Regions from separate parts of the Mus musculus genome. Here region 2 is linked to region 1. The links are chromatin loops, found by intact Hi-C in ENCODE. Cell type or tissue: heart. All regions are shown on one strand. Links, peaks and the distances in the headings refer to the core of each region. The heading gives the core; the rest is flanking DNA. Region 1 overlaps Ubac2 (ubiquitin associated domain containing 2). Region 2 overlaps Ubac2 (ubiquitin associated domain containing 2).

Region 1 (16,193 bases), core at 7,599-11,598:
AGACCTAGACCATCTTAAATCCTAAACAACTTAAGCTTATAATAAGGCTATGAGTATCTAGTCTTCAAACTCTGTCATCAGAGACCTAAGAAGGAATAAATGTTACCTGAGTAAGTAGGAAGTGCAGACAAGCAGCTTCTAAGACAGAATTGACAGACAGCTGTCTGCCTGGACAGCTACCCAGTAATCTCTGTAAAGTTGGAGCATCCCTCTTCAGCCTTCTGGCCCAGTATGTTTGACAGACCTTTTGTAAAGCAGGAATTATGAAGGACTTTCTTACCCTGTCTTGGCAGAGCTTGGCACTTGACTTTCCTGCATCGTTTGTCCTTTCTGGACAGCATTTTGTCTGTAGTTGAAGCAAGGGCATTTCCTTTGCCCAGTGCCTAGCTTGCCACAATTGAAGCAATTCCATATGGAGGTTCTTTGATGTGTTTCATCTTACAAGTTGAATGGGGTGCTACAAGGAGCTGATATGTCTCAATGTCAAAAAAGCCTTAAGTTAATAAAAGCATCGTTAAGTGCCATATTCTGTGAGTCTCTGCCACTTTTGAAGACCATCTCTCTATTCATAGCATATTTGAACAAACAAATGTTGCCAGCTACCTATCATCTGTTCAACCTAGGATGTATATTTCTGTGATGATCTAGATTAGTATCTGACATCATCATCAGTTTGACTATTAACTTATATTTCTTAACCATCTCTAATAGTTTGTAATGGCAGCTGCTAGAAGGACTGGAGCTTTACATTGTATCTTTAAAGATGATAGAGGAACAATAGCTCATATTAAAAACTGAAAATATATGTACATTATGAATATCAAAACCTTAAATTTGTATCCATATACAATAATCTAAACCAGTGTAACCTTTAAATTTGTATCAGTATACAAAATTCTGTACCAGTATAACAAAACCTCAATTTTGCATCAAAATACAAAGATCTATACCAATGTTAGATTATGGTTATAAAATGTTTTTTGTTTGTTTGTTTGAGAGTAGATTCAATAATATACTCCCCCTTTTTATTATTTTTAGAATATTACTATATTCCCCCATTTTCTTCTCAGCCCACTCTCCCTTATCTAAGGAAGAAAAGATAGAGAAAAGGAAAGGGAAGAGAAAAGAAATCCCTGAGTCTAACCTCCCCATTTTGTTTCCCCCTTGTCCAAGACCATAACTGTTTGTAACCATTCCCTTAAATGACGAGACACATCCCCCATCCAATGAATGGCCAAAATTCCTCTACCCCACCTCATGGGAAACAGGCAGAGTTTTCTTTCTTAAAATTGCTTCCTGCTGATTTGGGGCATAGTTTTCTTTTGGGGACCTAATGAAAATGAGACAACTGTTAAGTCTTAAGAAAGCCAGCAATAGCGTTTGTTGTCCAGTCTCTGTATGCTGAGAAAGTTCAGATTTAAGTGAAGTCCTGACTGGATCAGCCTTCAAGGCTGGACCTAAAGAGCTAGCTGTTTGGGAGTTGCCCTGGAGGCAGGTTTTTAGATGAAACAGCATTGATCAGTCTGAGGTAGGATCAGGTAGGACACTTGTCAGCATCTCAGCATCCCTGAGGGTGGATCTGATTGGTGTTGTTTTTTTTTTTTTCTTTTTCTTTTTCTTTTTTTCCTGTGAACATAAAGCTTTCAGAGATAGAACATATTACTGTATTAACATAATGTGTGGAATGTACAGTGTGTGTAGATCAGTGTGTGTCGATCAGTTAAAGACGGTTTTCTCCTCTTTGAGCATATGAAAGGATGGCAGGATGAATCCCGAGGACGTTTGTAGCCAAAGATTTATTGACTATGCATAGCGAAGTTATGGCTGGAGACATTTTTATGACCCAGGCAGTTTCAGACTTGCTTCATTTAAAGGGATCAGCATATACATTATCTATGTTGGTCCTTTTGATTTTTTTTTTTCTTGTCTGTAGCCGAGTTCTTCAGGAGGTCTCCTCATCTCGTATCTGGTTTTTATCAATTTGTAGGCACCCAAAGCTTTTCTTTTCCTGTGGAAATAAATACAAGCATAACCTCTCCACCAGTGCAACACATTTTCTGTTTTCCATTCTGAGGGTAGGGCATCTTTAAAGTATACAGGCTGGTTTAGTTCAGCAGTCTTTTCCATAATCCAGTATCTCTAGCAGCTATCAGTATCAGCAGTTATCATTAGCATTCAAAAAATTTAAAGTTAATAAAGTACTATGTAATCTCTCTCTGCAGGCCTTTATTACCCTTTTTATTTGTACTTTTAAAGTACAGTTGGATCTCTCCACCATTGATTTTACCTGCAGTATGTTTTACATCATAATATGTAAAAACAAAATCACTTCATGTTACTAAAGACATATGCTGGAGCATTGTCAGTCCTAATTTGTCTTGGTGTTCTTATAATGGCCATAACTTCTAATAAATGAATAAAAACAGAATCAGCCTTTTCAGAAGCTAAAGTAGACGCTCATTCACAAAGCCTGAATCTGTGTCTATAATACACTGTACATATTTAGTTTGCAAAACTCTAGAATGAAACACATCCATTTGCTGATTTTTATTCCTTTGGGTACTCTTAGGGTTACTTCCTGCAGGTAATGGAGTTTGGGTATATAATGAGCAAGTAGGATATGTCTTTACAATCTTCTTGGCTTCTTGCCAGGTGATAAAGAAGTCTTTCTTTAAATTTTTGCTGTTGATAATGGTATTTTTAAAGTGAAATTCTGAGCCCCTAATGCACTTCCTATTAATAGCTGATCAATTTGACTATTAACTTGTGCCAGAGGGCCTGGCAGACCTGTATGGGATCTGATGTGTGTTATATACAATGGATAATTCCTATTTCTGATCACTTGTTGTAATTGAATAAACATTGAATCAAATTCAGAATCATCCTGAATAAGTTGAGCAGTTTCTATATGCAAGACAACTCTTTTTGCATATTGAGAGTCAATTACTATGTAAAGAGATTCTTGAGAATCCAATAGCACCATAAGGATTGCATTTAATCCTGATTTGTTAGTCAGGACACTGAGCCACCTTACTTACACTTGTCTGAGATGCACCCTGCCTTTTCTTGTTTGTGGGCATCAGTATGGAATGTTAGGGGCTCCAGAAATTGGGGTTCCTTTTTTTATACGAGGGAGAATCCAATTAACTCTTTTTGTGAACTGAAGTTGCTTGCTTTTAGGGTATTTGTTGTTAAATCTCTTCCTAAAAAAAAAATCACTGCAAGCTCTTTGCCAGTGTTCATCTCGCACCCATAACGAAGCCCTCGGTAAGTAATGAAGCCTTGGTAAAAGGTGCCACAGTCTCAGCTGGATTTGTGTCACCTAGTGACGAAGTCTCATTTTTTTCCTTTAGTATCTATTCAGAAACCTATATAAGTTTTTAATTTCTTCCTCTGTTTATGTGTTAAAAATATCCATTCTAAGATATAACCTTCCCTTTGCTTGAGAATTCCTGTAGGGGAATGAGTAGAAGGCAAGGTAACTAAAGTGCAGGCCATCTTTGGATCAATATGATCTAGATGTGTACCCTGTAATTTTCTTTCTGTCAGAGCCAACTCCTTTTCAGCCTCAGCTGATAATTTTCCCAGTGTATTTAAATCTATATTTTTAAAAAAAGATTTATTTCTTTCTTTCATGTATATGAGTACACCATTGCTCTCTTCAGACACACCAGAAGAGGGCATCAGATCCCATTACAGATGGTTGTGAGCCACCATGTAGTTGCTGGGAACTGAACTCAGGACCTCTGGAAGAGCAGTCCGTGCTCTTAACCACTGAGCCATCTCTCCAGCCCAAATCTTTATCTTCTTGTAAGAATTGAAATAAATTGCTTAGCTCTAGAATAGCCAAAGCAATTATAGGCTGCAGCTGGTTAGTACCTCCTCTTAGTTTTTGGAATTATTAAGAGTCCTTGATTGGTCTCTCCTGATTTGTATCTTTTGTGGTCTAACCTTTTGTAGACTTATTTTTATGTCCTTGATAATTAATAGAATCTTCTCTTTTGTATTTTCTCAGGGGCAATTTGTAATCCCCAACAAGGCAAGGTTTTCTTTATTTCATCAAACAGTCTTTCCAAGGTATCTGTATCTAAATCAGCCAATAAGATAACTTCCATATAATGACAAATTACTGATTAAGGAAATTGATTATGAATTATCTACAGTGGCTGTTGTAGGTACAACAAAAAATTGGCACTAGGTAGAACTGTTTCACATTCCCTGTGGTAGGACTTTCCAATGGTATTTCTTTATTAGAAAACTTCTAGTAAAAGAGAAAGCAAACCTTTCCCTATCATGTTCATGTAGAGGAATTGTGAAAAAGCAATCTTTCAGATCAATCACTATGATAGGCCATTCCTTAGGCAACAAGGAAGGCAATGGGATTGCAGGCTGCTAGGAACCCATTGGCTGAATAATCTTATTAATTGCTCTGAGATATGTCAGCATCCTCTATTTGCCAGACTTCTTTTTAATGACAAATATTGAAGAATTCTAAGGGCTGTATGGTGAGCCTCCAACTGCTCCTGGATGAGCTGTTCTAGTAGTCTTCTTTTGTCAGAGACCATTGTTCAGTCCAAAAGTGGTCAGTCAAGCACCTCAGTGGTAAGGCTGTTGGCGTTCTATCAGCGTCGGCTCCCAGTGTAAAGTTGACGTGTCGGCCTCTGCTCTGTCTTGTTTATGGGCAGTCTGCAACTGACTTTGATAACATTTCTTAATTAATTAAATTTCTTATTAGGAGCATCAACTACTTTGTGTCTTGCCTCTAAAGTTGGAGTGATGTTAATCTGTTTTCCATTGTTGTAGCGGATCTCTTCCTCATAAGTTTATAGCTATATTGGCCACACATGGCCTTAATTTTCCTGACCTTCAGGCCCAGTACATTTCAGCCATCTGGTACTTTGTTTTATCCCAGATAACGTTCCAATTCCTTGCAATTGAATATCTACCTCTTGAAGTGACCAATCTGGAGGCCAAGATTTTGGGGAGAGAATGATGTCTGCTCTGTGTCAACCATTCCTTCAATTTCAATATTAACACCAAATGTAAAATGAATTTATAATTCTAGCTAACTGATATAAAAGACACTCAATCCAGGTATTTTATATATAAGCCATAAGTCTAAATTGGGCAGGTTTGGAGCTATTCTGACTGATTCCCCAGCTATAAGGTCCCTTGTCACTTGCTTGCTGCTTCTCCTGGCCATGGTCCATCTCCTCTCACGATGGCCTCTTCCACCTCCCTCTCCTTTCTTCTTCTCCCTCTATCTCCCCTCACTCGATCCTCAAGTCCCATCTTTCTCCCCCCACAACCCAATCACAAGCTCTAGCCTTTTATTGACCAGTTAAATTGGGAGCAAGGTTCACATAGCAGCATCACTTGGTGTATGTGAGGATCTGCTTGTGTGGGGCAACCACATCTTGAGAGCCAGTACTTAGCATTAGAATATAAGCATCGTCAGCCTAACCCAGTACAGGTGTGCACTGACCTAGCTTCCATGCCAGACCAAAGGTTAAGTGACAGCAGCAGCCACAGCTTCTTCCCTTTGTGTCAACACTGGAGCAAAGTCTGCAGCTTCCTTCCCTCCATGTCTGTGTGTGTTTTGTGTGTCTGGATTACATATACAGAACCATGAGGTTTCTATCTAGCACATTGTTAGCAGTGAATCTGAGCTTTGCTATTTCAGTCTTCTGTGTCTTTCTCTATGATCCTGAAACTCCCAACCTAACCTTCCAAACTAAGCAAGAAGCCACAGGACATTTCAATCATATGGGGACACTTGGAGTGCCTTGTGATTTTTGTTTTGTTGTTGTTCTTGGTTTGTTTGTTTTTTTTTTTAAGAACCTTGAGCACACATCTCTCAGATAAAAATGTGTCAATCAAAAGAAGAAATTGTAGAAGTTGGGTTCAGTTTTTCCTCCTCACCCCATGCTCCCAGAAATAAGACTCAGACTCAAAATATATTTACAAATACTTTAGCCATATAGCTAGGCTCTTTTACTAGATCATAACTAAAATAACCCATTTATTTTAACCTACATTCTGCCGTGTGGCTGGTTACCTGTGCTCAGGTACCATGTGTCTATCTCCTCAGATATTCCCCAGGTGGATCTTTTCCACATTTGGCTCTATCCCAGAATCCTTTCTGCCTCCTGAACATCCCACCTTCCATTTCCTGACTAGCTTATAGGCCATGGGCTTTTTAATTGACAGGTGATGCATCCATACAACACACAAGATACTCTCTATACAAGAAATTTCATGAAGTCTAATTCCAATGCCCTTCATACCTCTGCATCAGTTAAAACTGTTCCCAGTAGCATACTCTTTTTTTCCCCAATTTTAATAAGTTTAATTTTTTTTAGCAAAACATATTAAATAAAACAAAACCACCACAACGAAGCAACAGAGGGAAAAGAGCCCCAAGAGAAGTCATAAGAATTAGTCCTATTCATTCACACACTCAGAGTCCCATAAAAGTACTAAACTGGCAGCCATAATATATACACAGAGGACCTGGTGTTGCCACTTACTCTTGTCTTGGGTGAACTAGAATGAGGGTTCTCACCACTGAAGAAGGGTACTTACTGTTGGGTGTGGACTTAGATGCTGGCAAGTTCTCCCGTCTAAGTGTAGACAAAGCAATGATGAGAAATTAAAATGAGGTTATCTGAAGAGCTATGGTGGATCATTACCTAGCACTGAGAATGGACAATGACTATTCTGCATTAGTAGTGCATTTATCTGTGATGTTTTCAGTAAGTCAGCTACGGTGATAAATAAGAATAAGCCTGAGATCCAGGTACTTTCCTTTGCACAGCAGGGGCCAGGTCCCACACCTGTGTCATCAGCTACAGAAAGTCTGGAGTGTTTAATGAACAGAGTCCTGTCTTATTTTCTTTTAAATAAAAAGAGTTGCCTTCACTTTTAAATTGCCTCCCTGAATTATGGTGTGCATGGTTAATATCTAACTGTGGGGTCACATGGCGTGTGTGCAGTGAGTGCTGTGGCTGGCGGTGCACTTCATTCATTTCGGTTGCCTTTGTTTTCTTTTGTAGCTTTTCACCTCTGGGTCCTACATCTGGATTGTAGCCATGAGTGGACTTGTAAGTGTCATTTTTTTTAAACTTCCTTCCCCTGATTTCCTCTCTTTATTTTTTGAAAGGAAGAAAAATAGAAAAAAAAATGTCATGCTTATAGATTGTGGGTAATACACACCCGTCTTCCTCCTTCCTTTGCCCGGGTCAGGCATAGCTCCACACTTCTTCCCTGGTGACTAAAATAGCACAACTACACAGAAAATCAAAGTCAAGTCAAAGGAGGCCGGGTTGTCTCAGTTTCCAAAAGTTACTTTGATGAAGGTTTTTAGATGAGGTTTTTTCCAGAGTTGGTTTTAAAGGGCATTAGTAGCCTAACTCATAGTAAGAGGGAGATGACAGAGGAGGAGGAGGCTGGGTGGGCTAAGCAGGGGAGCTGCTCTGCGCTCTCCACTGTGTAAGCTGCACTGTTGGGGAGGGAAGCAGGGGAAGATGAGGAGACTTGCAGGTCAGGTATGTGTGTGGCCAGAGAGGGAGGAAGGGAGCATGCCAGAGCGCTTATCTGTGCAGGATTTCCCTTCTCACTCCTATGTCCACAGCAGTTCCTTATACTTTAGGAGACATTTTGAAAGAAATTTAGAGCATGTGGCCAAGTTGGATGCTTCATGACTTGAATGTAAACCATAAATTTATGAAAATTAATTTGTGACTAGTGTGTATAGAAAATAGTTTCAATCTCTTTCTTGAAAAAAGGTCTAAGAAAATTACAGAATAGATTTATAGGACTATGCCCGACGTCAAAGGGGAACTCAGAAGTAACTATGCCACACTCTGCAGACTCTGGCACCAGCCGCCTTTGTTTTCTGAGGGAGTGATTAGGCCACCTTGAGTTGTCCTGAGCCCTCTCGTGGCTCTTTTCAAACCCCGAGTTAAAGACATTTTAGAGAGAACACAGTCATTCATTTCCCTCAGCCCCAGATTTTGATTCTGTGGATCAAGAACAAAGACTGTCTTCTCCTTATTCCATTGTTTCCCTGGAGCCCCATAACAAGGTGCAGAGCTCTGAGACAGCTGGGTCTTCCTACCCTCCTCATCCCCCCACCCCTCACTGTCTCCTCTCTCCTCTCCTCTGTTCCTCTCCCCTCCCTCCTTTCCTCTCCTCTCTCTTCCCCCTTCCTCTCTTCCTTCTCTCCTCCCCTGCCTTCCTCTCCCCTCCCTCCACCCTTGATACTGGGTTTTATTCTGACCCCTGTTTCTCCTGGAGCTCATAGCTGCCCCATGCTGCCATCTGTTACTCTTGAGACCCATGGTACTTTCCAGTCATTCTGGGACCAGTTTTGCCTCCAGGCCACGAGCCCTCCTCTTCCTAGTGTGGCTCATCCCCACTGACCGCCTGGCAGTGAGCTCTGCACTTAGGCAGTGTTATCCATCCGAGGCCTACTCCACCCTAAGTGGTGATGTTCTAAAGCATGCAGGAACACGAGAACCACCTTTTAATCAAGCAAGGTTTGCTTTTCTTTTATTTAATAACACATTGTGATGCATTTGTGTAAGATGTCCTATTTATGTTCACTATTCTGCTGTTAGACTTCTGGTGGTAAATTACGTGCTCGCTGTCACCTCAGAGTTTCGCTGTGTGACCGACCGCCAATGCTCTAGAGTTGGAGGCTATGTCTCTCAACTGTTGGTCTTTCTGGACTCTAAAGTGTTTGTTCTGAAGTCACTGTCCTTTCCAGTCTGAATTTTATCAGAGGGTATAGGTACCAAAGAATTTCTAAAATAAAATTATTTTTTTTCCAGAGGAATAAAAAAGCCCACACTGTGTTCAAAATAGAATTTCAAAATGACTGGGCATTTTAAGGAATGCACTATCATTAGTCATTCATGAGCCAATTGAATTTTCTTTCACAGTAATTATCTCAAAATTATATATATATATTTTTTTCCCCAGCTTATAGATAATACACTGTTTATTTCTGATGACTGACTATGAGCTAACTATGTATGGTTGAGCTCATATCTGGCATTTGCAAAATCCCTCACACCAATTAGTTAATTAACATAAAATAACTGATATGGGTGCTGATTGTAGCTATACCAGACATGGTGGTGCTCGTTTCCGACTTACTGTGTTCTCTTTGGCTTTATCCAGAAAGCCCACACTCTTATGATATATGTCATATATAATATGGTGAAAAGGTAAAGATGATTATACAGGGGTATTTAATTTATAAGCAGAATGTGGTGATTCACACATATCATCCCAGCACTCAAGAAGTAGAGACAGGAAGATTGTGAGTTCAAAGCAAGTCTAGGCTACAGAGTATGGTCCCATCTCCAGCAAACAAAACAAAGCAGTAGCTTATGTGAATGTCTGGCTTGTCAGACACTATCTGTGAGGTCCATGTCAGTCACAAAGCCACCATCCGTCCAGATGCCTCTTACTCAATGTGACTTCCTTTTTCCCTACAGATCAGCTAACTTCCTTTTTCTTTTTCCTTTTGGTTTTAATGCTAACTAAAATACTTCAAAAGACAAATTTCATGCTACCAGGAAGAAATGTGTACATAGTATTCGTTGTTGTGAATTTATAATACAAAACCTATGACTGGGGTCACCGCAGTGGCTTGGTAGATAAGGTACTTGCTGCCAAACCCAGTGATCTGAGGTCTCACATTATGGAAAGAAAAGGGAGAACAGGCCTTACGAGTTGGTCACACACACATACACCAAGTTATTAGCTGTATTGTAGATATATTTTTAGACTTTTACCATTGGAAGCTATCATGTATCAAAAACACTGTGTTTGGGAAATGATTTTATTTAGCTCTGGCAATTAGTATGTGGTTTGTTTTATTTTGAGGGCAAGTGAGCAGGGCTGAGGATGTAGCTCAGTGACAGAGTGCTTGCCTGACGTGCATGAGGTCCGGCTTTGGTCCTGTCTTTAGTCTTAGCACCAGGAAGGAAAATGTGTGGAAACATCGGTTCTTCTCAGCCTGTGGGTCACAACCCTGTTTGAGGGTCACAGACCAGATATCCTGCATATCCCGTAATTACAATTACCATTCATAACACAGCAGTGGAATGGTTTTACGGTTGGAGGTCCCTGCAGCATGAAGAACTATATTGAGGACTGCAGCATTAGAAAGGTCGAGAAGTGCTGGTGTAAAATGTAAATGTGTTTGTTACTTGCAGTCCTAGAAACCAGAAACCACTTGTACTTTCCAGGAAAGCTGCTAACTTTGCTTTGAGTTTAGTTCATTATAAATTGATTTTTTATTTTATTATTTTTTTTTTTTTTAGTGTTAACAGTTTTATCTCTTTTGTGTTGTTTGTTCTTACATGAGTACCCATGTTTCTGAATACATAGTCCTAGAATATCCAGTGATTAGAAGGACAGGTTGACACCAGGATGCTCTCTTACCACCTGAGCACCACCCTCTGTCGGCTGGTCACAGTGATGGGTGTGGATGGAGGGAAAGGCATTGCTAGCTTACCAGGAGCCAAGGGGAGCTGAGAAGAACTGTTGTTTGGGTCCATTCAGTAGGCCATGAGGAGAATGCCTGCACCCAGAGGGGTTTGGCTGGGCCTCCTGCTTTGAGATTACTCCTGTTCCATTGGGTTTTGTTTGTTTTTGTTTTTCTGGGTTTTGTTGTTGTTTGGTGTTGGTTCTTTCCTCCTTTCATAGTTCTGTTTAAATAAGAGTTGCTATGAAGGATGCAAGTGAGGCTTAGCATACGTGGGGTATTTCAGTTGTCTTTGGTATTTAAAATTGTCACGTGTGTACACATCTTCGTGTTTTTAATTTGTTTATGCTTACTTGTCAGGGTACACATGTGTGTGGAGGACCAAGCTTCTGCTGGACGTCTTCCTAGATTGCTCTCATCACAAATGGAGGCAGGGTCTCTCAGTTACATCTAGGTCTTGCCACTTTGGCTACTCTGGCCAGCTAGCTTGCGCTGCGGATCATTTCCACCATCCTGTGCTCCAGCTCCATGGGCTTGGAGATTTTTAGTGAACTCCTCTGGCTGTAGATCTTCTGAATTACTTTTGTGGAAGACTGAAAAATTGAGGCCATTGTGTATATTCATAATTCTCCCAGTCTCCTTACACATTAATATTTTATTCTCCTAAAGCAAATGCTGCTTACACATTGGCCTTGAAGTTCTTCTTGGGGTTCTGCTGAGAGCTTTGTGGCTGTCTCTGTCCCAGCACTTCTGCATTTCCTGCAGTTTCATGAATCACAGTAATGAGTCATCCACACTAGGATGAGCTGTGGTTCCCAAAACCCTGCTCCAACTCAGCCATGGTTCAAATCTTTATCATTAGTTCTTTTCCAAGCTATTTAAGAGCAAATTACCCAGTGCCTCCACTCGCTCTGTGTGTGTGTGTGTGTGTGTGTGAGAGAGAGAGAGAGAGAGAGAGAGAGAGAGAGAGAGAGAGAGAGGCAGTGTGCTCCTCACTGTATCTGTTTTCTGCCTTTGTTACTTGCTGTCTACAACACAGCAGACTTTATCTTGCAATCAAACAATCTTAGTGTGAAAAAGAATCTGTCTTACCCACTGTAGGCTAGAAATGTACATGGAAGCCAGATTATATCGAACTATGAATGTGGTTCGAGTTTGGGTTGTTTTCTGTGGACAGTTAGGCTCTTCAAAGCTTTTCAAACTAACACTTCAGATGGTACAAGATTGTAGCTCTCAGTTGGTGTACTTAACAAAGGAGAGGAAACAAGAGAAGAGGAGCTGCCTCAAAGGAGTCAGGTGTCGTCTTTGCAGGCTCTGATTTTCCTGTCTCTTCTTCACGCAATTTACCTTTGAGGACCAAAACCAATAATAAATTATTGTCTTAAAACCACAGGGTGGAAGTGGGAGTGAATTCTGGGACTGACCCACGACCTGTGGCGATAATGTCCTGTTTGACGATAACTGGCGCTGTGTAGGTCTCCTGCATGGGTGTGCCTTCTTCTGCTCTTCGAGTTTCCCTCTTTTTCCTGTGTAATCTTTTCCACAAATATCTCCTATAGACTGACCAAATGGGTGCAGGGTCGCAGGGCAAATAACTCATGGCTTGCTCAAGGCCTTTAGTTAAACTTTGGGAATTTAGACTCCCATATTTAATTGCTTCTCGGCCTTTTGGCTAAGATCAAGTGTAGACTCCCGTATTTAACAGGTCTTTGGAGGCCCTAAGAGAAATCAAGACTGGCTAAATCTGTAAGGTTGCTTAGCCTTCAAAGGTCCACATGGAGAATCAGGACCACCAAAGGCTCTGAGGAAACCCCCACAGGGGGCTTTCTGTACCCTGATCCTGCTGATCCCAGCTGACCCCAGATGCCTGAACCTACATAGAGAAACCACCTAATCTGTTTGGTAGTGGCAGCAGGTTCAGGTCACATAGGGAGGCAGGTCACACAGGGAGGCAGGTCATGGGGAGGCTGGGGCAAGTGGACACATGCTGCTACTGCTTTGATCTTAGAGATTTTTTTTTATTTTTTGGAAACAGGATCTCACTATGTTACCCAGACTAGCCTGAAACACATGCTTAGCACAGGCTACCCTTAAACATGCTCTCCTCCATGTGTCTACTACCATCGACCCGTGCAGATCTTGTCTGCTGGACCTGGAATCTGAGAACCTGAAAGACAGTGACATGACTGTGTGTGTCATGAAAACAGTGATCTTTTTTAACTTAGTCACATGACAGATAACTCTGAGGATCCCTGATTTACAAACACATTCTTGGGGTGCTCAACGAACCTCTCATTGACTTCACAGTCTCACTGGCTCTCATTGGCTTCATAGCATGCAGGGACTAGGAGGCTCCATCAGGGCAGGGGCAGTTTTCTGCAGTCCTCCGTACCATGCTCTAGTATCTAGAGTCCAGATACTAGTATCTGGTTCATAAGAGTAGTTGGGACATATTTTGGATGAAGGAATGAGTCTTCAGTGGGTCTGCTGTCTCGGAGCTTTTGTGCTGCAGCTCAGATGCAGGGACACGTGTGTTCCTAGGCTTGTTGTGTCGTGTAGATGCTCTTCTGTAGATGCTCTTCCGTTCTCCTGGGAAAGCAGCCTCTGTAACTGTTGTTCTTGTTGAACAGTAAGGTTCCTGAATGTAGGACTGTAGTCCACAGGGACCCTGGGATGCTGCTTTCCTGGGTCTCTTACAGTCTCTGTTGGCTGGAGAGAGGGCTCAGCACCTGGGTGTCATTGCCAGGTCAGGGTTCCTTGCCTTTGCTTGTCAAGGTTTGAGGCCCGATGTAAGCAGGACCAGTGGGCAGGTGAGGTTAACTTTTAACCAAGAAGAGCCAAAGGGCAGGTGAGGTTAACTCTCACCAAGATTGACCAGTGGATAGGTGAGGTTAACTCTAACCAAGAGTGACCAGTGGGGAGGTGAGGTTAACTCTCACCAAGAGTGACCCGCGGGCAGGTGAGGTTAACTCTAACCCAGAGTACTGATGTTTCCCAGCCAGTAAATTAAATTCTTTATTTGCCCTTGAGCCTTACTTTTTGACTCCCTTCCTAAAAGGGTTAATGGTATGAAAAACCTGTAAGTGTGCAGTTGATAGTCATGTTTTTAGTGGCCTTAAAGGAAACAATTTCCTGTTTTATGTTCTCAGACTTTTGAAGAGATACCTTCCATTGTGACCATATGGGGGCTTCCAGCTATAATGTAGGGCCATACCCTGGGTTCTTGGCCTAGATATTCCACAGATGTGGACCCAAGTGTATCTGGTTGTTTGCTCCCATGTCCTGTTTCCTAAACAGGACTCCTGGCCTCCTAGCTGAGTGCTCCATCCTAGATCTGCCTGCCCCTGCAGTGTGGGGTGTGTGCTCCCTTCTGCCTTATCTAGTCATCTGCTATCTAAGCCGTGATCTGTGCTGCTGGACCTCACCTTGATGTTTGGACTTCCTACCTCAGAAGACCTCATTGACCCTGGTTAGTTCTGGTCTGTAGCGATGCAGATCCTAGGATGTGGCCTTGATTCTAAGATTGTGTGTGTGCGTGTTTGGGTGCATTAGTGTTCCGGTGCATGCACATGTGAGCACAATTGCCCGCAGAGACCTGATGAGGGTGTCAACCTTTGGAGTGGGGCTGCCAGGTGGCTTTGAGCAGCCCTGTGACAGTGCTGGGAGTTGAACTCAGGTCCTCAGGAAGACAACTCTTACCCAAAGCCACCCAGTGCTTTGTGGATGTCAGCTGGTGCTCTAGAACCCAACTCCTTTCCCTGCTCATACTCTAATTTTAAAATATTTTTTCCAACAAAACATGGCATTCAAGAAAAACCTGTCTCAGGCTGAGGATGAAACTCAGTTGACAGTGTTGCTAGCATGCATGAAGCACATAGAAACTGGGCTTGGTAGTGCACATCTGTAGTGTTAGCACTATGGTAGAGACAGAGGCAGGGTGATCGGAACTTCGAGGTCATTCTATAGTGAGTTCAAACCACCTTGGCCTAGTGAACCCCTGACTCCAAAACACTGGGAGTATTAATACAGCATAAGTAATACTGTGGAGACCTGGGTAACAACTGGGCAAAGTTTTAATGTATTTACTGGTATCATATCTTTCCATGGAATGGGCTGCTGTGATTATCAAGTATAGGATACTCACAGCTTGATCGATTCTAATGCATTGTGAACTGAAACATTGCCAGCCCGTGTGGTGTGTTTAACTCAGGGTCATACAGAGGATCTAGAGACATGTGAACTCTTCTTTCCCATGCAAGCTCCTGCCCACATGCCCCTCAACTGTGGGATGGCTTTGCCAGCTCACCACTGGGTTGATCAGACAAGGGTGACGTCATAAAGCACGTCCTCATTCTTGCCCAGCAGCATTTTCCCACCACAGTGCTTAAAAAATGTAACCCTTGGATAGTCCCGAGGACTCTGAGGACTGGCAGACACCTTGTTATTTGTTTATTTTTATTTTGCAGGGCTGGAGACGATGGGTTCATGGTTAAGAACACCTGTTGGTCTTGCAGTGGACCTAGGTTTGATTCCTTGATTCCCAGTACCCACGTGGGGTGGTTCACAGCCATCCATAACTCCAGTCTCAGGACCTCAGGATGTACTAGACACACACATGGGGTACATACATACATGCAACAAGATACTCACACATGTAAACTGTGTGCCTGTGCGTGCGCGTGTGGCCCTTACACTGCTTTTCATTTTCCCTCTCAGGGTTCCTGTTTTAACTGGGTTTATTCCTAATGGTTTATTCCAAGCATGTGCTCATAGTATGTCAAGTTCTCTTTCAGGCTGCCTGATGCCTTTAGGAATTTCCCTCTTGTGCACTTCAGTGCATCTACAAGTAGATTGACGTCCTCTTATTTCTTGCAAACTAGTATAATCAAGTTTTCACCATTTGTTTATTGTGGGGGTGGGGATGGGGTAATGGGTGCTCAAGTTGGGGTTCCTTCCTTCCTCGAGTGAGTTCTCAGACCCACAGTCAAGTTATCAGTCTTAGGGGCAGGCACCTTTACCTGCTAACCCTTTGACCTAACTTTGGATTATATTTTAAGTTCATGTTATTTATATTATATTTTGATCACCCTGAAGAACTCTCAACTGCTGTTTCTTTGTCTGTAATCCCACTGTCCCCACACCCTTGCCTCTTCCTCTGGTTCTATGATGTGTGGCTATGGTGTTGTCCAGGCTCCCTGTATGTTCGCTCTCCATCTCAGGATCTTCCTTCACCTCATGGGAGATGGGGCACTGGGGGCATGGGGTTCAGACCTGGGTCATCAGCCACCTCACTGCTGCCTCCTACAGCCCTGGCTCTGGGCTCTGAGCTGAGTCTCAGGAGCACATCTGCAGATGTGTGCACATCCTGCTGTCACTCCACTGTGTGAGGTTCAGGTTCACACAGGCTCTCTGGTTTCACTGCACCTGGAAATCTCTGTTTCATTTTCTCCCTTATTTTGTACTATTTTGTTAGTGGAGCCACAGGAATGACTTGAAACCACAAGTTCAAGTTCCTCACTGTGCCCTCTGGAGCCTGCTTCATTCTATCCTTTGCTCCTGACTCTGCTCCAAATTGCCCTGGGGTCAGAGGCCTCCATGGGCCCCATCCATGGATGTTTCCTCACTGCTTCTCAGCTGCTGCATTTGCCGTTGCTGCCTGCTCCTCTCTGGCATTCTCCTTAAGGCTCCACTG
Region 2 (16,193 bases), core at 8,138-12,137, 54 kb before region 1:
ACTCCTTTTTCTGTGTTTTACTTTGGCCTTCCAGATCTTTTCTGGAGCAATATAAATGAAGGCTGGCAAGATGGGACCTCAGAGTCCCCAGGAGTCACTTAATGACACCCCTATCTCTGCCCTCGCAGGGAACACTGGGGCCCGCAGGGACTCAGAAGCATCTGTGTCCTGAGGTGTGTGGGCCCTGCTGCCTTTTGTCCTCATTTGCTGTGACCTTTGTGTGTGTGTGTGTGTGAGTGTGTGTATTTTTATCTTATTTATTTTGGGGTTAACTTCTTGAAGACATGATCAGCCTGCTGAGGAGACAGGCGTCCATGCTGTTTTTTCCTTGATAATGAATAGCATTGGCTTGTTCACAGGTCTTCCTCTCAGTGTGCGCAGTAAATTGAGCACGTGATGGTTGTGATAGTGTTCCTGTCTTACTCTAGCACTTTCCATATGGACACAAAAGTTTGTGACTCTTGTATGTTTCTTGTCACGAGCAGGCCATGCAGCCCCAGAAGAATCCCAGCAAAGGCAGTTCAGTGGCTTAAGCACAGAGCTAGCTCAGTCAGTGAGATGCTTATTAAATGCGAGGGCTGGAGTTTGCGCCCCAGAACTCTCATTCATTCATTCATTCATTCATTCATTCATTCATTCATTCATTCACTCAGTCTCTCTCTCACTCACTCAGTCTCTCTCTCACTCACTCAGTCTCTCTCTCACTCACTCAGTCTCTCTCTCACTCACTCAGTCTCTCTCTCACTCACTCACTCACTCACTCACTCACTCAGTCTCTCTCTCACTCACTCAGTCTCTCACTCACTCACTCACTCACTCACTCACTCACTCACCCACCCACCCACTCACCCGTATGTCCAAGCGTGATGACTTGCAAGCCCAGTGCTGGGAAACCCTGACAAGGGCATCCCTGGGGCTTTCTAGCCAGTCAGCTCAGTGTGCTTTGCAAGTTCCAGGCCTCCAACCCCACAAAGCAGGCAGTGCCTGAGAAATGGTATCTTTGACTTCCACGCACATATGTGTATTGCAGTCTCCCCCTCTCCTCCTACTACCCCCGCCACCACAGGCTGCAGGGGCTGGAAAGTTCTGAACTGGAGACCAGGGCATATTGCTGTAGCATTTCTTTGCATGGTAAGGCATTGTTCTTGCCTGTGGTATGTGATTTATTTTTCTAGCACTTAATGTCACACTTTTTTGGGGGGGTCTGCAATCATAGGCTTTAGAATTAATAGCAGGAGTTGCCTGTGGCATCTCTCACAGTTATGTATTTACAGACCCTTGGCTGTTTTTCCACTTCCTTTTTTCTTCTCGTTTTGTTAATGAAGAACTGCCACTCTCAAATGATTCTGTGTCCAGCATAGTGCTTCCCACTGGAGGCCCTCGGTAAATGGACCTAGTGATTCAGCTAGGGATATGTTTTTCTAAAGTTATGCAGTGGCTCAAAAATGGATGCCTCTCTTGATGTCACCTTAAGGACATCAAGTGAGAGCAGGATATAACAAGAAATAGGTTGTCAGGCTTGCCTTAAAGGGACTGAGAGGGTTTGGGATGAGAGACTCTGTTGTTTCCAGAGGAGTTAGCTGCGGTGTGCAGTTAGTCACACATGGAGTGGTTCCAATTCCTCATCCACTCTCGTTTCCTTTTTGGTGATTGGACGCTGTCGAGCTGCTTTGATAGGTCCTCTGCTTCTATTGTAACACACAGGTGATCAGTGGCACCTGAACTATTGGCCTTAACCTGATTTGAAATCTTGTTAACATTGGAATAAAAAATTAAAAAAAATAAGTGGTAGGTTATGCAAATGCTTTAGCATTCACTTAAGATTGCTTCTATATTAAGTAGTACCCTGTGATAACAAGCCCTTTAGTCTTCTAAGACGTTTTGGCTTATAGACTATTTCTTCCCTCATCAGAAGCATCCTGTTTATTTTAGGAAACAGATTTCCTTTGTATGACTGGGCTAGTGATAGAACTAATAGGTCATATTTTTCAAAATATATATGCATATAAACAAAAATCATCATCTTTTTAAAATATACTATCTGTCTGTCTGTCTGTCTGTCTGCCTATCTATCTAGACAATTTTATCCATGATACAGTGTATCCATGATCTACCTCCCAACAGCATCTCCTCCTCCCCCTTCCTTCATGTTTTCCCTCCCCCAACTCAGTCCAGTTAGTGCAGCCTGGCTCAGCCTTGTGCAGGTACGCATAGCTGTGGAGAATTCGTGAGTGTGATGGCCATGCTGTGTCCTGAAGACTGTTTCCCATCATTTCCACCCCCCACCCCCCACCCCCTTACATTCCCTGAGCCTTGTGGGCAGTTACACCCACAGGTACAGATAGCGCTAAGTCAGGGCACTCAGCACTGTGACCAGTTCCTAGTCTGTGCTCACTGCAGCTGTGAAGACAGCGCTTCCCTGGCCAGGGCTGAGAGCAGGGCTGATGCTGATCTCTTGGCCCATATGTAACTGTTTAGAGGGCAGCACGATAGCACGTACATTTACTAAAACAGCAGTAGGCTCTCCCTTAGGGCCTGTGTTAGTTTCTTTTCTATTGCTGCCATAAGATACCACGACCAAGGCAACTTACAGGGTTAGAGTCCGTGAGCATCATGGCAGGGAGCATGGCAGCAGCCATGGTGCTGTGGCAGGAGTTCACATCTTGAGACACAACCACAAGGCAGGCAGACACTGGGAATAGGGCAAGTCTTTTGAAACCTTAAGGCCTGGTGACAGACCTCCTTCAACAGGCCACACCTCCTAATCCTAACAGTTCCACCAACTGGGGACCAGGTATTCAAACATATGAGCCAATAGGGACATTGTCATTAAGACTTCCACAGGGCCTATAACCGTCTGAGCCATGGGCTTTTGACAGGTAACACAGTATGAGACACAGATTCCTTCCTGTAGCGGGTCTTGAATCCAATCAGAAAGTGGTCACCCCATAGCCCTCGCCCTGCTGCTGCAGAATTTGCCTGGCAGGCAGTATTTTAGCATCCAGGGATTCCTGCTAGGTACTATCAATTGATGCCCCACCCCCACCCCAGTGGCATGTGTAGCACCTTCTGGAGCTATGAGAGATGGCCCATGGGAGCAGGTTTTTAGGTCAGTTTCAGCTTGATTTCTGTCTTCAAAGTGTGCTGTGCCTTCAGCAACAGGATCTTACCATCTAGTAGGAGTGGGCCACCAAGAGGAGTGTCAGTAGCCTCTGCTGGAGGGCCGCTAGGATCTCCTAACCAACAACTTAGAAGGAAGTACCCCATGCCCAGCACTGAGACTTTCACTTCACAACTCTTGTCTCTTAAGAGAAGCATTGCCTGCCCACCGTCTAGGGTTCAGTGTTCAAACTCTTTTTAAAAATTATATTTTTAAATTAGTTTACAAAGTGTTAGTGTTTCATACATCCTTAGTTTTGCTTAATGTCCCCCAGCTTTCTCAGCTTTCCTGTTTTCCCTTTCCTACCCCAAATCTTACTCAATTTGAATGGACAGTTCAACATGGTTACATGCCCAGTCTGCAGAATCAGCTTTGTTTTCCCAAACTGAAGCTCAGTGCCCACCGAGTGATTTCTTATTAACCCAGACCCCAGGTCCCTGCAGTCTGCTCTCTGTCTTCTGGGGTCAGACTGCTCTGCCTCAAAAGTAGAATCGTGGAACATTTGTCTTTTTGAAATCTCCACACATTCCACAGTGAGTGTTTGTGGGTCAGAGGACAGCCTCAGTTCTCCTGTTCACGGCTGTGTATGCCAGGCCAGCTGGCTCCTGGGTATCTGGAACTTCTCCTGTCTCCACCTCCCATCTCACTGTAGTATGCTGGGATTACACATGAGAGCTGCAGCATCCAGCTTTTGTGTCCTGAGTTGCTGAGCTCAGGTCCCACTCGTGCAGTCAACACTGTTCCTTTTGTGTTGTCTCTCAGGCCCAGCATCGGACTTTTGTAACGGTTCATTTCGCCTAGCACAGTCCTTGGGCCCCATTCATGATGTAATATGTAAGAACATATAATCTACATACTATTCCATTGTAAACACACACGCTGTGTTTGCCCATTCTGTCATCAGACGCCTGGTTACTCCTCCTCTTGGCTTTTGTGGACGGTGTTGCTATGAACATAGGTGCAGAGACACACACCCCTTGGCATCTGCTTTCAGTTCTTCTCAGTATAAACTCAGAAGTGAGGGGTAAATTTCTTTTTTCTTTTATGTGAAGAATCACTGTTTCTATAGCAGTTAAACTGTATATATCCCTGCCAATAGCACATGGGGATTCTAGATTCTGAGGCCTTGCTGGCACTTGTTCTGTCCTTCCTTCCTCCCTCCCTTCCCTCCCTTCCCTCCCTTCCCTCCCTCCCTCCCTTCCTGTGTATGGGTGTTTTGCCTGCATATATGTCTTTATACCACATGTATACTTGGTGCCTGTGGCGATCAGAAGAGGGCATTGGGTGCTCCGGGACTGGAACTACAGATGATTGTGAGCCTCTGTGCGCCATCAGTGAACTGGGACCCCTGGGAAAGTGGTCCTTAGCCACAGAGGAGTCTGTCTGGCCCTTTTCCCTCTCCATAGCTGTCATCCCAGTGCATAGGGAAGTGGGGGTTCCAGATGGGTTTATTTTCTAGTGATTAGGTAAACAGCTTTTCATGTGCTTGTTGTAGATGCACACGAGTCTTTTCAGCGATGTAGCGTTGTCTGCTAAAGTGCTGTGCCTGTCATGTAGCCCAGTTGTTGGTTTGTTAGTGTAGTTTTTCTGTATACCCTGATGGCAGCCCTTCTCAGCTGAGTGCTTTCTCACCCCACAGGGCACTCCTGTCGATGGTAGAGGGCTATGTCTGATGAAACTGTTTTCTGTATCATTAGGCCTGTCCATTTGTCTTATCCCCCCGATAAAGATGAATTTAAAGGCTTTAATTTTGTGTGTAAGAGGTAAAGGGTCCCTTCAGGGCCTTTCCTGATGATGTCACATGAACCAGCATATTGAGCAGACAAGAGACCTTCCCTTCTTCTGGAAGAGCAGTCAGTTAACCACTGAGCATCTCTCTAGCCAGTGCTGCTGTCTTATGCTCTTGGAGTCATGTGCTTTTGTTATTTTGTAATACAAAAGTGAGAATATTTACTTGTCCATGACATTAATTTCCACGTTCTGTCCTAGTCACTTTTATCAGCAATTAATACAGAATCCCGTGTAGAGGACAGAGGTTGACATCAGCAGTCTTCCTCCTCCTTATCTACATTTATGTTTGAGATGATGTCTCTCTGTATCTGTACCTTAGGCAGACTGGCTGCCAAGCCAAGCCAGGCCCAGGCCCTCCTGTTTCTGTCTCCCCAGCACTGGGATAATAGACAAACACTCTACCACGGCCACCAGGTTTTTCCTGCCAGTGCTGGGAATCAGAACTCAGATCTCCACTTTAACCAGCTAGCCCATCTCTTCAGCCCATCAGTAGTCGTAGGAAGGCTGGGAAGTGTGACGATAGTTGGCAGCTTGTGTTTTCTAAGGCTGCAGCATGTTGGATACAGCAGTGAAACTGGCTCCTCAGAGGAGCAGTGGTAGCAATAACATCAGTACGCCTGCAAGGTGGAATTCTAGGTTCTGTCACAAATACATGAAAAGCAGGACACAAAAACAGCATCCAGTGGCTTTCCTCTCGGGCCTGGGGAGCTTGGTTGGGCGCTTGACTGGTTGTTGGCATTTTGTGAAGTGGCATCATGGTGTAGTTGCCAGTTACCACTGCTGTGTGGCTGTTGGTCACGATTACAGGGCAGCAGGCTTTGTTCTGAACATAAAGAACAGGATGAGGATGTGTTCCCAGCCAGAGAAATAGCAGACAGGCGTGATCATCTGGAGCGGGGGAGGAGCTGGGACCAGAGAACTGTTCTCAGCTCTTGAAGGGTGCCCTGTGAAAGAACAATTAAGAATGGAGGATGGGGAGGGCTAGCCTAGGTGGCTGCTATGATAGGGAGGTGGCATGGTGGCATGTCGCTTCTGTCCCCAACCAGCAGAAAAGAGCGACGACACAGCGTTCTTCTCAAAGCAGTTTATTCAGGAACCTTTCAACATGCAAGCAGGAATCTCTCCTAGCCCCCAATCACAATCCCTTATATAACCCCTCAACCACGTCCCATCAGCCCAGTCCGTGTAATCTCAGTTCATTGGCCTTCGTCAAATGGCCTGATCTTGCATCATGGTGCACCTGCGCAGCTCTCATGATGGATGTGGCTTATTTTCAGGTGTATGAGGAAGTCAGGTGCAAGTCATAAGACTTGGCTGCTGTCCTGGCGCCATCTTGGCACTACCGCCACACCCGCTCCCCACAGTGGCACATGTGTGTAACCCGGGACACTGCTTTAGCCTGGGCATACTGAGTAGCCGCAGCACTCAGTACCCATGGAGTATTTGCCCTGGGCAGGGCTAAGTCTGGCTCAGAATAGAAGCAGAGGGCAGGCATGACCTCAGAGTGTCCAGCATTAGTGTGAAGCTGAGTGAACCCCTTTGCCCCTGACAGTCCTAGCTCTGTACTTGCTTTACATCTGGATTCACGAATAGGCCTAAAGAGTGAGAGACTCACTCACCAGAGCCCAGTGAGGCTGGGCTGTTCCCAGGAAGCCCACCACAGTCCAGCAGAACGTGCGGCACTCACTGCAATGTAGGGGCCTCCATTAGTTAATAGACTACCTGCAAAAAGCCGGAGACAATATTTCTGTGTCATCGGGGGGATTGATTCCTTTCCTGTGAGCAAAGATGATTTTTAAAATTTGAAAAGTACACACTTGTAGAAAACCTTGATAAATATGAACAGAGTGAGAGAATCCTGACATTAAGAGGTGAGTTGCAAGGCCAGGCATGGTGGCACAGGCCTTTAATCCTAGCACATGGGAGGCAGAGGTGGGGGCAGGGGCAGGGGCAGGGGCAGGGGCAGGCGGATCTCCATGAGTTTGAGGCTAACCTGGTGCAGTGAGCTGGTCCCAGGACAGCCAAGGCAACACAGAAACCCTGTCTCAAAAAACAAACAGAAAAGAAGAAAACAAAAAAGAAATAGAAAAAAAAAAAGAAAGAAAAAAAATGAGTTGATAAAGATATGCGTTTAAAATACTCTTGAAGTCAGATGTCAGAAGTTCACTGAATTTGAATAAACACCTAGATATTCTTACCTAGGTTTATTAGATGGTGTAAGTTTGCATATTAGTGATAAATTAGTAACCTAAAGTGGCAGTTTTTAAGCTCTGCCTGTAGTCACACCTGGAGCCACTAGATGGCGGTATTGGAACTTGGTAAAACCTGTAATTCTACTTAAAATTGTTATTAAATGAGGCTTGAGTGTTATTAAAAGAGCTGAAATGTTACTAAGTGATAACATATTCTTTCAGTAAAACTGGTAAGAGGGTGGCTGGGAGCATCCAGAACCAGCTTTGACAGTTGTCTTCCTGTCTCTGAAGCTCCTAGGCCCAAGTGAGAGTTACGAATTACTATTATCTACTCGCATTTATTTTTTCCTAAACAGTACAGTAAAGCGTATTTCAAACCATAGGAACACTTTTTGTGTGTGAATCCCCACCTCATTCCCTTGTGACAGAGTCTTTCACAGAACCTGCATGTAAACTGGCAGCCATCAGGACCCAGAGGTCCTCCTGTCTGTTTTGCACAGTGCTGGGTGATGGGTATGCAGAGCCACCCCCAGCTTGTACGTGACGGCTGGAGATTTGAATTCTGGTCCTGTTGTTTGTGCATCTAGCACTGTTACCCACTGAGCCTATTCCTGAGCTCCAAACATCACATTTAACTGTGTAGCAAGTTGTCATGCAGGGCAGCCTGGCTCTAATACGGAACTTAAGGAAGAATTCTTACCGATATCTGAAAGTTAAGGAAAGGGGAAGGCGGGTTGTTCTTTTTTTGTAAGGGGATTTAGTGATCCTGTTGAATAACTGTTTTGTGTGAGCCACAAACCGTATTTTTATCAGAATTGTTGGGTAAATGTTGATAGGAAAGTAGTCCTACTATGTAGTGGATATGAATGCCACTACCCTACAGCACACGCTTTAGCAGTTGTCTTCCCATGTCGTGTCTGTGGCTAGTATTGAGTGCAGATAAGGTGGAAGCTCAGTCCTTATCTTGTCATTCCTTCGACAAATGGTGTAGTTGTCAACAATAAGTAAATATTCTCAGAGCTCAGAGGAAGGAAGTAGGAAACTACGCGTTGGGGGACTTGATGGCTGGCGGTGCAAATGTGCACGTGAGTTCTAAGGAAGGATAAAAATAAGGAACAGGAAGTTGATTCATGAAAGTGATTTTTATTCCACTGCGTGCTTTAACTGAGAAAACAACCTAGAAGATGTGCTAATGTTTTATGGTGAATTGGTCTTTGAAAAGTGAGTTCTAATCAGTTTTTAGAACTGCTCCAGGGTGAGGAGGGGCCCATCTCCGTGTTCTGTGCATTGCAGTTATTCAAGCACACGTGTGGAGGCCAGAAGAGGGCATCATGTCCTCTGGAACTAGAGTTGTAGACAGTTGTGAGCCACTGTGTGGATACTGAGAACAGAACCCAGGTTCTCTGAAAGAGCAGCCAGTGGTCTTAACCACTGAGCCATCTCTTCAGTCCGTGGATCATATCTATGTAAAAAAAAAAAACCAATCTATCTATCTATCTATCTATCTATCAGTATATATGGATATACAGATATATAGATACAGATATCTACACACACACACACGCACATACACACACACACACATTATAATGCTGTATTTGTTGTGTCCATGTTTTAATTTATATCTCCCTAATCCAGTGCTGTATTGAGCTGCTCCTCCGACCCCAACCACTAGAGAGGGTTTCCCTGTGTAGTCTAGCTGGCTGTCCTGGACTTGCTTTGTAGACTAGGTACAGAAATCCACCTGCCTCTGTCTTCTAGGTGCTGGGATTAAAGGCGTGTGCCATCAGGCCTGGCATTGGCTGCTTTTTATGTGCTCAGCTGCTGTTCGTGTATTTTCAAGTCTCTCCGTGCACCTGTACTTAGATTTGTGACTTTCTTATTATTATAAGAGTTCTTTGAGAGTTCTTTGTATTCTCATACCAGTTCTTTAGGTGTGCATTTAGCAGATACTTCCCCAAGTTTATCTCTGTTGATTTTTATAATAGTGACCTTTGAAGAGTGTAGTTAAATACTCTAATGAAATAAAATCTACCAGTTTATAAATAGCCTATGCTGTGTACTCTTTGGAAAAATCTTCCTATGTTGTGCGTATTTGAGAAATCTCTGACCTATGTAGGTTTCTTCTAGAAATTTTATTTTAGGTTTGCCATTTGGGTTTATGCTCTATTTTGAATTTTTAATATATGGTTCAAAGTAGAGCTGTCTTCCTCACTCAGCACCTTCTGTGTGACAAGGTAAAGCCTCACCTGCCCCTGGAAAGCCCCGTTTTTGCTGCCCCCCCAGTTGCTACTTCTTCAACACGATCCTGACTTAATACCCCAGTTTAGTTTGTCAGTTTGAGCCACACATAGTGAAGCACAGGCTGTGTCTGGTTTGTTTCTGTCCTTTGTTTAGCTGTTTCCTTGGTGCCCAATGTAGCTCTAGTCAGTCTCGTCGTTAGTAGTGTAGTATTGTGGCAAGTCAAGACACCACACTCCTCCAGTTTCTATGGCCCCCTGTACCTCTTGTGCTGTGGACAGACACATGCTTCTGTTTGGTGATGTCTGGAGTTGGAATCTGAGTTGAAGGGTATCGTGCTTAGCTGTTGAAGATTGCTGCCATATCTTTTGTTGGTCAGGAATTTCAGAGCAAAGTATTGATCCTGTTCCTGTCAGCAGGGACTAGAGTTACCTGAAGACTCATTTTCCAGAGTGACTCACTCTTGTGGCTGTGGGTAGGAAGCCTTGGTTCCTCTTCTTGGAGTTGTAGGAGTATCCTTTTGACAGGGTAGCTCACCTCCAAGAGTGTCAGAGTCCTTTTCGTTTTACTCATTGTCGGGCTAAGGGACACACCACGTACCATAATTGTAGTCCACATTTTTTTACTGACCAAGAGACTGAGCTCTTCTGCTGTTGGCTTGTTGTTTATTTAAGTAAATATTTTGGCTGTCTCAGTGTTAACTGTAACTAGCTCTCTTTTAACTACCCAACTGTACATTTTTCTTGGTGTCTTGTTTTTTGTTTCATAGCCATGGTGATTTATCTTCCTGTAACACTGAGGAATAACTTCCAGTTTCCCCCCAAGATTTCATTGCTTTGTAGAATTTGTTTCTTTTGAATTCTTTCTACTTGCTGTTTTCTGATTTTGATATTAGGGGTTTTGCATAACCGGAGCCTTCGGCTGTTCATATTTAAGATCTAGTTAGAAAGTGGAGTGACAGGGATGGAGAAATGGGTCCACTGGGAAAGTGCTTGCTTTGTAAGCGCCACATGCAAATCTGGGTGTGGATCATGCACCTGTGATGCAGGAGGATCCCCAGCTCCTCCCACCCCTTCCTGGACATGGGTGGAGGGAAGTTCCCACCCTCTACTGTCTTGGTCTTTCTGGCTCCCTCTGAGGCTGTCTAGGGTTCTGCCCTAAGGACCCTGGCAGCACAATTCAGAAGCTGTGGAAAGGGGCAGACTGTGTGGGAGAAGCCACTTCTTACACAAAGGAAATCCCAGGGGCTTAGGAGCTCTCTGCTAGGAACATGGCACAAAGACTAAAAAGAATTTGCTTATTCCACCACAGTCTGTCAGTAGGCAGAGAGATGAGAGCCATCTCTCGTTTCTGGCTGCCTCTTATGGTCCCAGAAGACACTGGTCCTGCAGGGCCTCTGGGTAGTTTGAGTGTTAATCTAGGAGCTTTTCCAGCTCAGCAAAACTGGTCTGCTGTTATTCTCACAGGCTTGAGTCTCAGTCGTGAATTGACACTATGGTTACTGTAGTTGTTAGTGTCTAAGCCCTAATACCCAGTATGCCCTCTCCTCCTTAGCAATTAAACAGGTATTGGGGAAAAGCTGCAGAGGGAGATTAGTCCAGTGTGCTGCTTTAGGGGGAGGAATAACTAGGAACAAGGCAGTCTGGGTATTGCACTGAGCTTTAGGCTTAATCCGAGGCAGGAGACTGATGTCGGAGAGCAGTCTTGCACACTGCTGTCACACCCAGCACCACTCTCTGGGCTTCAGGCTCCTGCAAGGACATGTAGCAGGTTGTCAGCACCGTGTAACCATCTTCCTGGCAGACAAGTTCTTTCTCTGGCTGGCACGGCTGCCTTATCCTCCTGGCATGAGGTTCCTGGGGATTTGTAGTTCTTTGGGGTACATTATTTCAATACTCTGATAGCTGGAGGGAGGTGTGCAGTTGTCCACTTGAACTGTTTTCATTGCTGCAAGACCAGTTACTGATTTCCAGTCAGGAAAATTTTATTATTCGCGGCTCTTTGTCGTTGTGTGTGCCTTTCGAGAAGCCCTCTCCATGTCATTCTCGAGAGTTGGGGGAAACGGACAGATAAGGCCGTGAGTGCAAGGCTTCTTCTTACCTGGCTGTATTGTTTTCCACTGTGGTTAAGAACACTGGCAATTGTAAAATCAGTTTTCTCTCCATTGACAAGATTACTTCCAAAGTACTCAGAATTTTTATTCAAGGTCATTTTGTCAGTGATGAGAGGACAGAGGTTCAGTTCCGTGCTGCTGCCTTCATCAGGCTCAGGAGCCCCCTTGGACTTGTAGAGCCTCTGCTCAGAACAAAACAGGATTCATGGCTTGGAGGCTGAAAAGAATCCCAGGACCAGTTTACACAGTGAGTTATGGCTGACATTTTTGTTAAAGATATTTTAATACAGGCTTCCATGAGGCTTAAGAGAGACGCCCTCAGAAGAGGGAGAGTAGGGAAGTCAGCGTTAAAGAGAGGAATGGGCAGAGCGAGCGCTGTTTGGTGGGAAGGAGCACACACTTAAGTAGCCCTTCAGGAGTGAGGGTTACTAGGAGACAGGGCTTGGGAATCATGGCTGGACCTTCAGGTGGGAAAGCATTTCCTCAAGGGAAAGTGTTTTCCCTTTGAGTCTGGAGCAGAGGTTTGTTGAGGGATGCAGGTCACAGGAAGGGTGAAGAGAGAAAGCTGCTGTGAGGGGTGCATGGGGGTCTGGGGGAAGAGCGTCTCGAGAGAATATCCCTCCCTCTGCCCCCACCCCCCAAATGGGGAAGGTCTGACTTTTACACGTTCTTTTGCATGGTGTGATTTAGACAGGTGTAGCCTGCTTACGAGAACAGGAGCCAGGGACTGCTTAGGACCATGAATTAGAGCTGTAAAACCGCAGCTCAGAACAGCTTCTCACAGAGGATCCAAATTAAAGGGGTAGGCTGTGATCTAAGCGGAGACTACCTGAGTGGGCAGGTCTTAGCTCCTCTAGGGAGAGGTATAATTGTCTGGTTCTCAGGTTGTGTCTCAAAGGGTCGCCAAGAAACCTTTCCTCTTCCTCTTCCTCTTCCAGTAAGAAAGATAAACAAGGTGGCTGCAGAGGTGCTGTGGATAGAACTGCTGCTGCAGTCCAGCCAGCAGCCGTCCGCTTGCTCGCTCTGGTTCCTAGAAAGTCAGGAGGGAGGAGAGCCTGAGACACTGTTGCTGGGATCCTGCCCCAGTGCTGGCACCGACACTGTCTTCCTCCACAAACCTGTGTCCTGGGTCCTTTGTGCTTCACACAGCTTCCTTCAGCAGCAGTCCTGCTTAGCCACACTGGCATGGAGACTCATGCCTCATGTGCTTCTGTCTGTTTTACACAACCTGGAGTCACTGGGGAAGACTGCTCCCATCAGGTCGGCCTGTGAGACACTCACCTCAGCAGTGTTGCCCCTGGGCAGGTGGTCTGGGGCTGAATAAAACAAGTTGAGCAAGCCTTGGAGAGCAAGTCAGTAAGCAGTGTACCTCCATGCAGGCTGCATCAGTTCCCGCCCTGGCTTCCCTCACGTCTGTGACATGACAGCAGAAGCCAAATAAATCCTTTCCTCCTCAGCTGCCTCTGGTTATGTTGTTTAGCAAACAGAGAAGCAAATGAATATGCCATATTTCTCCACAAATTGTGTTCTAGTCATCTCCCCTTCTCTACACTCAGGGACCGTGATGCTAACTTGTGAAAGCACCCAGTTTCAGCAAGATCTGCCTCACCACCAGGGTCACAGCTGGGCCTTCCCTGTTGTCTTGAGCAGGTCAGGTTTCTCACAGTCCTCACCTCAGCCTGACGCACAGTTTTAAAGCCAGTGCTTGAGGACAGAGAACACAGACGGTTAAGAAATGAACTCACCCCATAGAACTGTTTTGGAAACCAGCCTGGTCAATCGGACATATTTAAAAGGATCAGTCATCAATATTTCGTCTATCCCTTTCTTAATTTTGTGACTGTTTACTTGTGATGACAGAGTTGGTATCAAGCGGTGGTGTTAACTGCCTTGAAAGTGTCGGGGATTAGGCTGTCTCGACAGGCCACAGAGAGCTTTGCTTACCTCATCTGTGGTCAGTTTGAATATCAGCCGTTGGAATACTTTTAAGGGAAGTGGGTATTGTGGGCACAGTTAACAAAAAGCAACAGTTAACTTTCTAAAGTATTGATCTATCTGGTGTGAACTTGACCTAGATAATCATAGCTTGAAGGGTGATCATTTACAAGAGAGATTTCTCAAGATAGAGTGACCATGACCTCCACATTTGAAATGATCATCTTAGTTTACTTAAAATGTTGCTTAGACCAGCTAGACCCTAGTAGGTCCAATATGTGTTGACTCCCCTTTAATTTCTATTAAGAAGAATCTTTGTTAATCTGATAAGCCTGGGTGTTTTACTGGCAAAAAACCATTCTTGGACCCAAAAACAAAAAACAAAACAAAACAAAAAGTATAGGAATCTATAACCCAGTTGTCAGAGTTGGAATTTTACCCCAGAAGAGTGGACTTTCAAATCACATGGCCTTCTAGTCACAGTAAAGTGAGAGGAGAGGCTGGCCTAAAGGCTCATCCTGTCTGTCACTCAGATGCAGAGCATGGTCTGAGTATGGGGACAACAGATGTTCAGGGTTTTATTCCTAGTCAGTTGTTGAAGATGAGTGTTCTAGCATAGCTAAGGCCTCGGATTTGATGCTGTTCTGTTTCCTCCTTCCCTTTACACACGCACATGCACGCACACCTGCACACTTTGGTAGCCTCCTCTGTTGCTGCCCACCTTGTTTTTTCAGACAGGCTCTCTCTCTGAATCTGGGGCTCACTATTGCAGTAGACTAACTAGCAAGCCCCCAGACTCCTCCTGTCTCCGCTTCCCACACCCAGTTATGGCGTTACAGACTGCCATGCCTACTCTTACATGATTGCTGGTAGTCTAACTTTAGGTCTTCACCCAGTAAAATTAGTGGGATTCTGTGGAGGGATTTTACTCCAGCAACATGGCAACTCTGGCTGGAATGCAGACACACACCCTTAGTACCCACGTTTAATCCCAAACAGTGAAAGTAAAGCTGGTTTGTAGAAAGAAGCAACTCTGTTTAAAAGTCATGTCCAGTTGAGTGGCAGACAAAGTGACGAATCAGAGAAAGATTTGACACAATAGGATATGTCCAACTCTCATAAAAACAGAGAGGAAAGAGAGGTGATTTGAGAGAGAGAGGGAGAGAAGGAGTGATAGAGAGCAGTTTTACTGGGAGAGTTTTACAGAGAGACAGGTTGAAGAGAGAACAAGCTAGGCACAGGTGAAGACGGAAAAAGCCAGAGAATGAGGAGCCAGAAGATCAAAATAGATTGCTAGACTTAGTTTGAGGCCAAGCAGAGTAATTCAGTTAGAAGCTGAGAGGAGCCAGATTGAATCAGTCAGCGTGGAGAGGAGTTTGAGCAGGAACAGCTGAGATGAACTAGCCAGCCAGAGTTCAGAATTAGAAAAGATGAGCTTATTCAGCAGTAAGTCTCAGAGGTTGAAAACATTCTAGGCCTAGATTAGATTGTACAGAGGTTAGAAGCTTCCAGGACCAGGCCTAGGTTATCGGACAGAAGGCAGTAAGTCTCAGACAACAATTGCATCAGGTGAACAAAAGTGACTTTTACAGTTGCCTACATCTGTCTGCTTCCAGTCCTCCCCACCCCCTCCTAGAGCTGCCTGTTGGTTTGGTTAGGCTGTTCAGAGAGTTTGTAAATAAAGATTTGAGTGTGATTGCACAAAACAAAAGTGACAAAAGGAAATTCCTTTTCTCTGTTTTATTTAGAACGAAAGGTATGAGAGATAAGTAGCCACCATTCAGCAGAGTCAGGAGGAGCTTCCAGGTCACATCCTGAGATGCTTCTCCATCTCCACCGTCACCCTCAACTGGGTCACAGGCGCTTGTGGGTTGGTGGTTTGTTTTTTCTTTTTTTTTTCTGACCCCTTTATTTTCAGTACTGCTAATGATTTCTATGAAATCGTTATTTCATGAAGTAATATGGGAGAAATTGTTTGATACCTGCCTGTTGAGTAGAATATATGCTTTGTGAAAATGAGAGACCATGCCAATCTCTTTTACCTGTGATGCCTCAGTGCCGTATTCTGCTCAGGCTCCTATATCAAGATACTGACATACAAATTCATTTCTTACCATCAAGCGGCTGGAAAGGTCAGGATCAAGGGGCCAGCCTATTTGGTGTTCGGTGTGAAGGCCTGTTTCCTGTCTGTCTCTTTGACCTCCCATGGCAGGCGAGATGAAGCATTTATCTAAGTGCCTTTTGTAAGGACACTGATTTAGTAAGACCGAACTCTAGACCTAACCTGCCAAAAGCCCCACCTCCTACTGTCACCACACTAGATTTCAAAAGGGCTGGAGAGATGGCTCAGCAGTTAAGAGCATGTTTGTTGTCCTTCTGAAGGACCTGTATTCAGTTTTAACGTCCACAGGACGGGTCACAACCTGTTCCAGGGGGATCTGATGCCCTCCTTTGGTCACAGCATGCACCAGGGGGATCTTGTTGTCTCTGCTGTCCCTCGACGTGCACCAGTGAGAATGTCCTTAATACCCAACGCACGCAGCTACTGTGGAACTCCCCATCTGCTGATTACCAGTTGGTTCCCGGATTCTTTTGCAGGAATCATTGCCTAAGAGATGCTAGGTATAAAAGGAGTACAAGAATTGAGTTAGATTTCTGGCGTGGAGCTCAGAAGGAGAGTGCACACATGTTCCTGGACTCACATGAAAAGAAAATTGGGGTCAGTCATAGCTTTAAAAGATGGAAATATTTTGTTTGTTTT

What was found. Hi-C counts contacts between places; a loop is a spot of excess contacts. Peaks named below come from ENCODE experiments on the same cell type or tissue, not always from the same donor. Only the 100,000 strongest peaks of a DNase experiment are listed, where the experiment ranks them.
Region 2: it touches region 1 in a loop (2.4-fold over the local background); 4 of 42 quality-filtered maps call a loop at or near these places.

The regions. Positions count from the first base shown.
Region 1 is chr14:121,976,213-121,992,405 of GRCm38, forward strand. It overlaps Ubac2 (ubiquitin associated domain containing 2), which reads left to right. Exons shown (of 9, transcript NM_026861.2): 6 at 7,056-7,103. Among named protein-coding and RNA genes, the nearest start is that of Gm33473, 10 kb to the right of the region's middle. In heart, for the core only: no CTCF peak of the experiment used is centred there; a DNase peak (open chromatin) is centred at 9,449; H3K27ac peaks cover 752 bases.
Region 2 is chr14:121,921,306-121,937,498 of GRCm38, forward strand. All of the region lies in intron 4 of Ubac2 (ubiquitin associated domain containing 2), which reads left to right. It overlaps Gm46485 (a long non-coding RNA gene), which reads left to right. Exons shown (of 2, transcript XR_001781471.2): 2 at 1-12,953. Among named protein-coding and RNA genes, the nearest start is that of Gpr18, 14 kb to the left of the region's middle. In heart, for the core only: no CTCF peak of the experiment used is centred there; a DNase peak (open chromatin) is centred at 10,506; H3K27ac peaks cover 1,485 bases.